Regions from separate parts of the Homo sapiens genome. Here region 1 is linked to region 2. Evidence: chromatin contacts called from ENCODE POLR2A ChIA-PET data. All regions are on one chromosome and are shown on one strand. The core of a region is the stretch at or near the end of the contact, and the rest is flanking DNA. Distances in the headings are between cores, read along the strand shown. Region 1 holds the start of MRPL53 (mitochondrial ribosomal protein L53). Region 2 holds the start of GCKR (glucokinase regulator).

Region 1 (4,329 bases), core at 1,365-3,864, about 47 Mb after region 2:
ACTGGGTAGCAGAATGCAATAATGATGAATAGAGTGAATGGGAATGGAGAGATCACTTCAGAAGTTTTGTTTTGTTTTTGAGACAGTGTCTTGCTCTGTCACCAGGCTAGAGTGTAGTGGTGCAACCACAGCTCACTCTAGCCTTGAACTCTTAGGCTCAAAAGGATCCTCCTGTCTCAGCCTTCTGAGTAGGTGGGACTACAAGTATGAGCCACCTTGCCCAACTTTCAGGCACTTTTTTAAAAGACAGAATATTCTGAACTGAGTGACCAGATATGCAGAGAATGGAAAGGAACAGAACTAGAGAACACTGGTTTCCAGCCCAGGTGGCTGAGTAGATGAAGTGCCTGTTTTTAAAAAGGAATGGGTAAGTCAGGGAAGAGAGGCAAGTATATGTGTATGTAAGATTATCAATTCTATTTTATACAAAGAGAGTTGGTGGGATTTGGAGGAAATTGGTAGCAGGTAACCTGATTATAGCATAGAAGTTGGGATTAGAACCAAACAGAAATAGTTTAACCCCAGAAGGTGTAATTCAAGTTGTGAAAGAGGATGAGATGCCCCAGAAAAAAATAGAGAAGAAAAAGAATGAAGGTAGAACACCTGTGTGGTTCAAAAGAAAAAGGACCCAAGAGGGAGAGAAGTTCCACAAATGGGTGAATTAAGAGTTGCAGGCCGGGCACAGTGGCTCATGCCTGTAATCCCAGCACTTTGGGAAGCCGAGGGGGCGGATCAGGAGTTTGAGGACAGCCTGGCTGACATGGCAAAGCCCCATCTCTACTGAAAATACAAAAATCAGCCAGGCGTGGTGGCACATGCCTGTAATCCCAGCCACCCAGGAGGCTGAAGCAGGAGAATCACTGGAACCCGGGAGGCGGAGGCTGCAGTGAGCCAAGGTCACGCCACTGCACTCCAGTCTGGGTGACAGAGTGAGACTCTATCTCAAAAACAAGAGTTGTAGATGCGGCCAGGCGTTGGTGGCTCACGCCTGTGAACCCAGCACTTTGGGAGGCCGAGGCAGGAGGATCACTTGTGTCCAAGAGTTAGAGACCAGCCCGTGCAACAGGACAAAACCCCACCTCTATTTAAAAAAAAAAAAAAAAAAAAAAAAAAGATGGAACTGGGATACAACGATGAGAGCTGAAAAAACAGCACTCTGTTAGTGTTTTTGTTTTTTTTTTTTTTTTGAGACAGAGTCTCACTCTTGCTCAGGCTGGAGTGCAGTGGTGTGACCTCAGCCTACTTCAACCTTCACCTCCTGGATTCCAGCGATTCTCTTGCCTCGCTCGGCCTCCCGAGTAGCTGGGATTACAGGCTTGTGCCACCACACCCAGCTAATTTTTTTGTATTTTCTAGTAGAGGTGGGGTTTCTCCAAGCAGGTGATCTGCCTGACTCGGCCTCCTAAAGTGCTGCGATTACAGATGTGAGCCACCACGCTCAGCCTATCAGTGTTCTTTCACACAAGATTTGGTAAAAGTAAGAGGGCTGGGCACAGTAGCTCACGCCCAACACTTTGGGAAGCCAAGGTGGGAGGATCACTTGAGCCCAGAACTTCAAGACCAGCCTGGGAAACATAGTGAAAACCCTTCTCTACAAAAAAATTTAAAAATTAACTAAACGTGGTGGCGCGTGGGGCGTGCCTGTAGTCCCAACTTCCCAGCTACTTGGGAGGTTCGGCTAAGCCCAGGTTACAGTGAGCTAGAATCATGCCACTGCACTCCAGCCTGAGCGACAGAAACAGACCAGTCAAAAAAAAAAAAAAAAAAAAAAAAAAAAAAAAAGAGGTACCTTGAGTGAGTGGTAGGAGAAGCCAGAAGCCAAATTCAAAAGGGTTAAGCAGTGAGTGATAGTAAGAAAGTGAAATAAATTCAGGTTCATCCAGACACCTCTCTGATCTAGTCTTGTTCCAGAAACATTGTGGTAGCAGGGTTTTAAACTTTATTTTGCGCTCCGTGACCCTTCAGATAGTGATTTGAATGATTAAGTGAAACTCTTCTTAGGTTAAGTGTCCTAGTCCACGCTAAAATCATCTTGTTGGTCTCTTTGGCGCTGTCAGCGACCAGTATCAGCGCCCGGCTTGTCCCCGCTGCCCGCCGCGTCCCTGGCCCGGATGTGGGAGGCGAAGGCGGTGAGCATTTCCAGAGCGGTGAGATGAGCGCCGCGCATAATCAGGCGATGCCCGTCTCCTGGGGAAGAAACAAACGAGTGAGACAGGGAGGGACCGCAGTGCTGGGGCTTAGGGGCGCGCGGGCTGCTCGCTGTTCCCTCCTGCCCGTCTCCACCAAGCCCACCGAACAGCACGTCCACGCAGGGCTCGGAGCCGTCATGCCTCACGTCCGCAATCACTGAGCAGTTGAGATTAGTGGAGCGGACCTTCTCACTGCTCACCGTCTGCAGGAAGGTCCTACGGTGGAAAAACAGAGGAGCGCCAAGCTGAGGGCTTAAAGCCCCGGCTGAAGGAAGGCGCACCACTTCCCGCTTCTACCCACTTCCCCTTCGTACCTCGTCGATTCCACGTTTTTCTCGAAGGGACAGAACTGAACCCGAACCTGTTTGACAGGCCGCAGACCAAGCCGAGCCAAGGCAGCTGCCATGGTGACCTCCGCCCCGGAAGAACTCGTGCAGGCGGAAGTGTCGCATTGCGTGAGGCCGTGAATGGCTGCGCTTCTGCGGGATAGACTTCCGGCCGCCGGCTGCTTAGCAGGCCTGCGAACCGCAGCTCTGGGCTTCCTAGCCCAGGCGGAGGAAGGCAGGAAAGAAAGAGGTGGTTTCGGCACAACGCATGGGGGAGCCCAAAGTAGGCTGTCAGCAAATACAGCCTATCATGAATAGTCCTCTCATACGACGGTGAAAACCATAAATAAATGGCGCAAAAACCTCTTTGCACGAAAATACGCCCGTTTTCTGCAGCCTTTCCCCTTCTGTACCCTGCTGGGCCACATCTAGGCTAACTCGATCTTAAATCCTGGCTTCTTCCAAAGAGAGAGCACTAACACAAGCCGGGATGATCCACACCAGAAGGTAAACACCATTCAGGTAACTGAAGATTAAACGTAGTGAGCTCTGAATAGCCAAAGCTTAAACGTGAAAGTACTACAGCCCAATATTAGTAAATGACTGAAAATAGTAATAGGAAGGGCAGTACAGGGTAATACTGTCCTTGGGGCTGATCCAGGTATAGAAATGCCTATTAAACCTCTGTGGTTCTCCATGAATTAGCGTAGCTCCCAGGACTTAAGTTGAAGTGCATTCTAGCCAGTTTTCTTTTTTTGAGACGAAGTTTTGCTCTTGTTGCCCAGGCAGGAGTGCAGTGGCGCGATCTCGGCTCACTGCAATCTCTGCCTCCCGGGTTCAAGCGATTCTCATGCCTCAGCCTCCTGAGTAGCTGGGACTACAGGCGCGTGCCACCACGCCCGGCTAATTTTTTGTATTTTTAGTAGAGGCGGGGTTTCACCGCGTTAGCCAGGATGGTCTTGATCGGACCTCGTGATCCGCCCCTCTAGGCCTCCCAAAGTGCTGGGATTACAGGCGTGAGCAGGCGTGAGCCCCCTCACCTGGCCGAGCACTCAACTCTTTATCCCTGAGATATCTTCAGTGATGGAGAACTAGGCCTGAACCTCCCAAGGGTCTGACCTTCAGGTTCCAGGCTATGGTCTTGCTCTTTACTCTGGATTCCAGGTGCTGGAGTGATCTTGGATTTTTTTTTTTTTTTTTTTTTTTTTTGAGACGAAGTTTTGCCCTTGTTGCCCAGGCTGGAGTGCAATGGCACAATCTCGGCTCTCCGCAACCTTCGCCTCCTAGGTTCAAGCGATTCTCCTGCCTCAGCCTCCTGAGTAGCTGGGATTACAGGCATGCGCCACCACACCTGGCTAATTTTGTATTTTTAGTAGAGACGGGGTTTCTCCATGTTGGTCAGGCTGGTCTGGAACTCCCGACCTCAGGTGATCCGCCTGCCTCAGCCTCCCAAAGTGCTGGGATTATAGGTGTGAGCCACCATGCCCTGCCTAATCTTGGATTTTTTTTTTTTTTTTTTTTGAGACAGAGTCTTGCTCTGTCACCCAGGCTGGAGTGCTGTGGCTGGATCTCAGCTCACTGCAAGCTCCGCCTCCCAGGTTCACACCATTCTCCTGCCTCAGCCTCCCGAGTAGCTGGGACTACAGGCACCCGCCACCACGCCCGGCTAATTTTTTGTATTTTTAGTGGAAACAGGGTTTCACCGTGTTAGCCAGGATGGTCTTGATCTCCTGACCTCATGATCCGCCTGCCTCGGTCTCCCAAAGTGCTGGATTACAGGCGTGAGCCACCTCGCCCAGCCCCTAATCTTGGAT
Region 2 (4,345 bases), core at 1,842-4,341:
AACTCAATACCAGCCTGTCTATACCCAATCCCCTTCCCACCTGCTTTTCTTTCCTTTCCTGGCAGTACAATGAATTAAATCATCCTATTCAACTCAGCTAGTCTGTTGCTTGTCTTGGGGAAGTAAGTAAGAGGCTGCAAGCCAGGTAAGCAGCCAGAGAATCCAATAGCACAGATCCTCACCTGGGCTTGAACTGTTTGAAGGTAGCCGGTCAGAACCCTTGAGAGTTCGGAAGTGCACCCGGGGCCCTGGGGGACTCTCTCCCCGAAGGCCGATGCTCCTGACCTGCACTGTGTAGTCACTGTCTTCAGCCAGGCCCCAGAGGGCACAGGCCCGGGTGGTGGTGTTCACCTCCCGAATCACACGCTGCCCGGGGCCATTCTGCCGCTGCAGGGAGATGAGGGGAGAGGAGGACAGCCTCACCCCAGTGCCAGGCCACAAGGCTCAACCAGAGACTCTTCAACATCCAAGCACTCCGGGGGAGTAGCGTGAAAAGGGCAGCCTGAGCCAGGATACGCCAGCTTCCAGATCCCCCCCACTTAAGTGAAGAAATGTGCCGAAATCCAAGGACACAGGTTGGGGGAGCAGAAGGGTGATTCATACTTGCTGGGAAATGGAGTAGCCAATGACGATGTTGCCTTCTGGGACGTCCCAGGACACAGTGGCCGAGTTGGCTCTGAGGTGAGTGACCGTCACATTCACAGGAGAGGGAGGCCGGTCTGCGGGAGCCAGGGTGTTTAACAGGTTTCACCCATTGACTAGCTGTGGTTGACCCTCAGCCCCGTTCCCCTTTACTTACCTGCTCGCACGAAGCCCAGGTCACAGCTGACCAGCAGGAGGACCGTGGGGCTTAGATATGGGGAAAGGGGCACCAGCGAAGCCATGTCCCCACGGAGTCCGCTGGGGGGGGAACTGTGGCATCCGCTTGGCATCCGCTTGACATCCAGGCGGGGCTCCTGGAGATGGCAGGAGTTGTGGGGGGTCAAGGACTGCCCAGAACGCACGGAGGTCGGGGGGCAGCAGCTCTCCTGGGCTCCCCACAGCTCACAACAGCCCTATTTTCTCTACGCCCTCCCGCCCCCGCATTGCCCGGGCGGCCCCAGAGTGCGGTCCGCCCTGCCCACACCCACCTCCGCCGGTCCTCGCGGTTGGTCAGGCCTCGGGGGGCTGCTCGGTGCCCAGAGGGCGGCCCATCGCCCGACTCGGTGGCGCTGCCCCTACCCCATCCCGGCGCGGGCCCGGCGACGCGGGCAGCGCGGGGCCGAGCTGCGGGCGGAGCGGGCGCGGGTCTGCGGAGCCCCCAGGGCTCGAGCGGGCCACGGAGTCTGTCCGGGAGCAGGGGGCGTTGCCCGGACGCTGGCCTGGGTCCCCGGTGCGGGAGGCAGTGCGGCGGCCTCCGCCCGCCCCTGCAGCGGGATGTGACCGTCCCGGAGAGCCAGCCGCCGCCTTCTGCAGCGCTGGCCCCGCTCGCTCCGCCGCAGCCCGGCCGGGACGCGCGGGCCCGCCCCGCCCAGCCGGGGTTCTCGCCGCCGTCATTCCCCTCCCGCCCCCTCACTCCCGTCCTCTCGGGGCTCCTCCCACGACCCTCCCAATGGCGCCTCCGGAGCCCCCATCCCTTATCCCTTCTCTCTCCCAGCTGAAGCGGACGAGTCGGCGGGGGCGTGGGGGGTGAGACGCGGGTGCTAGGGTCTCCGGCACCTGGGAGATCCCCTTCCTCCCCGCGTGGAAGAGCCAAGTTGGGAAGAGGAATTCCACCTCCAGTGCCCGAGGGGCTAACAGGAGAGGGGAGAGAGTGAGGGAGATAATAATTGCTTTAACAATCCCTTACTTGTAGACTGCGTCAGCTTTTAAGTCTCTTTTCCATTCATAATCTCATTTAATTCCGTTCGCTTTCTCATTCATTCTTTCATTTATTCACCAAATATTTATTGAGCATCTCCTATGTGTCTGGCATTATATTAAAACCTGGAGATACAGTGATTGTTAAGAGTGTTGGGCTTCTCGGGAGAATCAAAGCGCAAAGACCTATGGCTTTTTTAAAAAAATTATTATTCCTTTCTTTTCTTTTTTTGTTTTTCTAAAGCTCTACCACTTACGGTGTGGTTTTGGAGAAACTGGTTTATCTGTGCTTCAGGTTTCCCACCTGTAAAGCAAAGCGTGTGAAATCTCACAGGGTTGTTGTGAGGCTCAAATGAGACGGGAAAGATCTTTATAAATCTCACAACACTATGTGACTGGATGATGGAGATTAATTTGCACCAATCTGTTAGTTACTTCTTTGTTCAATAACATGTAAGCCCTTACATTATATCATGCTTTGGTTGAGCTTGAAATCTGAATTGAGAACCTGGGTGTGAGTCCCAATTTGTCCAGCTGTGTGATCTTAAGCAACCAACTAAACTACTCTGAGCCTGTTTCATCATCTGAAAAATGAGGGTGTCAATATTGACCAACATCTTAGTGTTGGTGTATCCAATGAGATACTGTCTGTGAAAAGTGTGTTGTTCAGTGTAAATAAATGTTGGCTAACATTGTATTTAGGGCAGATTCTTTGGTTTCTAATTCTCAATGCAGTATTTCTGTTTCTGTGGGATTTTTCCCGCTGTAATATCCAGTACAGTGTGTGCACACTTGGGGCTCAGAAGCTTCTACTGCCTTCCTTTCTGAGAGGAGAGGATAAAATGGGACCAGTGGGACTGACTGTGTGTGCTGAGCATGTGATCAAGCCATGGGCCAGGTCCTCTGACTTGTGCTGACTTGGTGACCCTGATCTCTGGCCTCGGAGGACACTTGCCCAGGGATTCTCACTGCCGTGGGTGTTGTCCTGCACTCCCAGGCTCCAGGTCCTCTGTAGAAGAGGGCATTGTCCCGGTAGGGCAAGAGTCCCGAGCCTCAGGTCTTCCTCTTCAGGGGCCAAAGCAGAGGCTGGCGAGTCAGGGTGCTTGCAAAGAGGAAGCCCAGGAGTTTCCCTGGGGTTACCAGAGGGCTGGGGGCCTAGTGACCAGGAAAGGGTGGTGCTCTGAGAGCCCAGGGTGCTTGGGTTAATCATCACTGGGGCTCAGATAAGGCCCTGCCAACTGGAAGCAGAGTCATTGTGACCAGAGGGGTTTGTGTGGCTGAAGAGGCAGGAGGAACAGTGTATCCACAGCGTGGGACCATGCCAGGCACAAAACGGTTTCAACATGTCATTGAGACCCCGGAGCCTGGCAAGTGGGAGGTGAGACCCCTTCTTCATGTTGGCTTTCTGTGCTGATTCCTAGAATTATTTTTCATCCAGTCTTCCCTCCCCGCTGGTTTCTGCTCACCTCTTCTTCCTTCCTGATGTTCTTTCCCTAATATGCCCAGAGCACCAAGTGCAGGCTGAGTTTCTGGTGTGGTATGTGTGTGCGTGTGTGTAAGTCCAAACTCTGTGCCTGCTGCCACTCCCACCTCCAGCTCAGCAGGCATGAATGAGGCTTTGGCTTCCTGCTCCATCCTTGTCCCCTCTTCCTTCTAGTTGTCTGGGTACGAGGCAGCTGTGCCAATCACGGAGAAGTCAAACCCACTGACCCAGGATCTAGACAAAGCAGATGCTGAGAACATTGTTCGACTGCTAGGGCAATGTGATGCTGAGATCTTCCAGGAGGAGGGGCAAGCCCTGTCCACATACCAGGTAACCAAGACCCAAGACCTGGACCCTGGAAATAAACATGCCAACCCCAACCCCACCTCTGCTCTCCCTCACCATGGCTCCTAATATCGGAAACCCTGAGACCCCCTCCCCCATTCATCGTCCTCCTTTTCTTGGCTTCTCATTCCTGCATATTCCCTACAGAGACTCTACAGCGAATCCATTCTGACCACCATGGTACAGGTGGCTGGGAAAGTTCAGGAAGTGCTGAAGGTACTAACCTTCCTTCTGTTCCCTGCCTAAACTTTTCTGTTTCCCTCTTTCTCTTTTTACTGTCTCTATTTCTCACTTTGATAGATCTCATTCTCCTTTCTCCCTTTTGGAGATCCTCCCTTTTGGATCCTTATTTTCATCTTATTAATAAATAATAATGATAACTTCTCTGCTTAATACTTTATAATTGACAATCTACTTTCACACCTATTACCCTCACAAAAGCCTGTGAAGTTGATATGACTTCTGTTTGTTTTCCTCAGATGAAAAAACAAAGATTTAGAAAGGATAATCACTGTAGCTTGCTCAAATACACTGAGCTAATAATTGCTGGATAATGCTGCTTTTATTATTTACTTTTATTTAGATGACAAAGCTGCTTTCAGTTCTTTCTGGGAGAAGTAAGGATTTGAACAAGTAGTGGAGCAAGACATGGGAGTCAAACTGGTTTCTCTAATCCAA

What was found. ChIA-PET counts read pairs that join two places held with the same protein, here RNA polymerase II (POLR2A).
Region 1: POLR2A ChIA-PET joins it to region 2 with 23 read pairs in activated T-cell. The contact joins the promoter of MRPL53 here to the promoter of GCKR in region 2. POLR2A ChIA-PET finds 5 or more read pairs at or near these places in 2 of 52 experiments (HEK293 and activated T-cell).

What each region holds. Positions count from the first base shown.
Region 1 is chr2:74,470,066-74,474,394 of GRCh38, forward strand. It overlaps MRPL53 (mitochondrial ribosomal protein L53), which reads right to left and starts at 2,615. Exons shown (of 3, transcript NM_053050.5): 1 at 2,504-2,615; 2 at 2,293-2,405; 3 at 1,917-2,187. The coding sequence starts at 2,595. The coding sequence ends at 2,054. CCDC142 (coiled-coil domain containing 142) reads right to left here. Exons shown (of 9, transcript NM_001365575.2): 9 at 2,767-4,329. RefSeq lists enhancers at 2,024-2,153, 2,554-2,653.
Region 2 is chr2:27,493,748-27,498,092 of GRCh38, forward strand. It overlaps GCKR (glucokinase regulator), which reads left to right and starts at 3,092. Exons shown (of 19, transcript NM_001486.4): 1 at 3,092-3,217; 2 at 3,497-3,652; 3 at 3,815-3,883. The coding sequence starts at 3,158. It overlaps FNDC4 (fibronectin type III domain containing 4), which reads right to left and starts at 1,453. Exons shown (of 7, transcript NM_022823.3): 1 at 1,131-1,453; 2 at 800-956; 3 at 604-719; 4 at 183-387. The coding sequence starts at 932.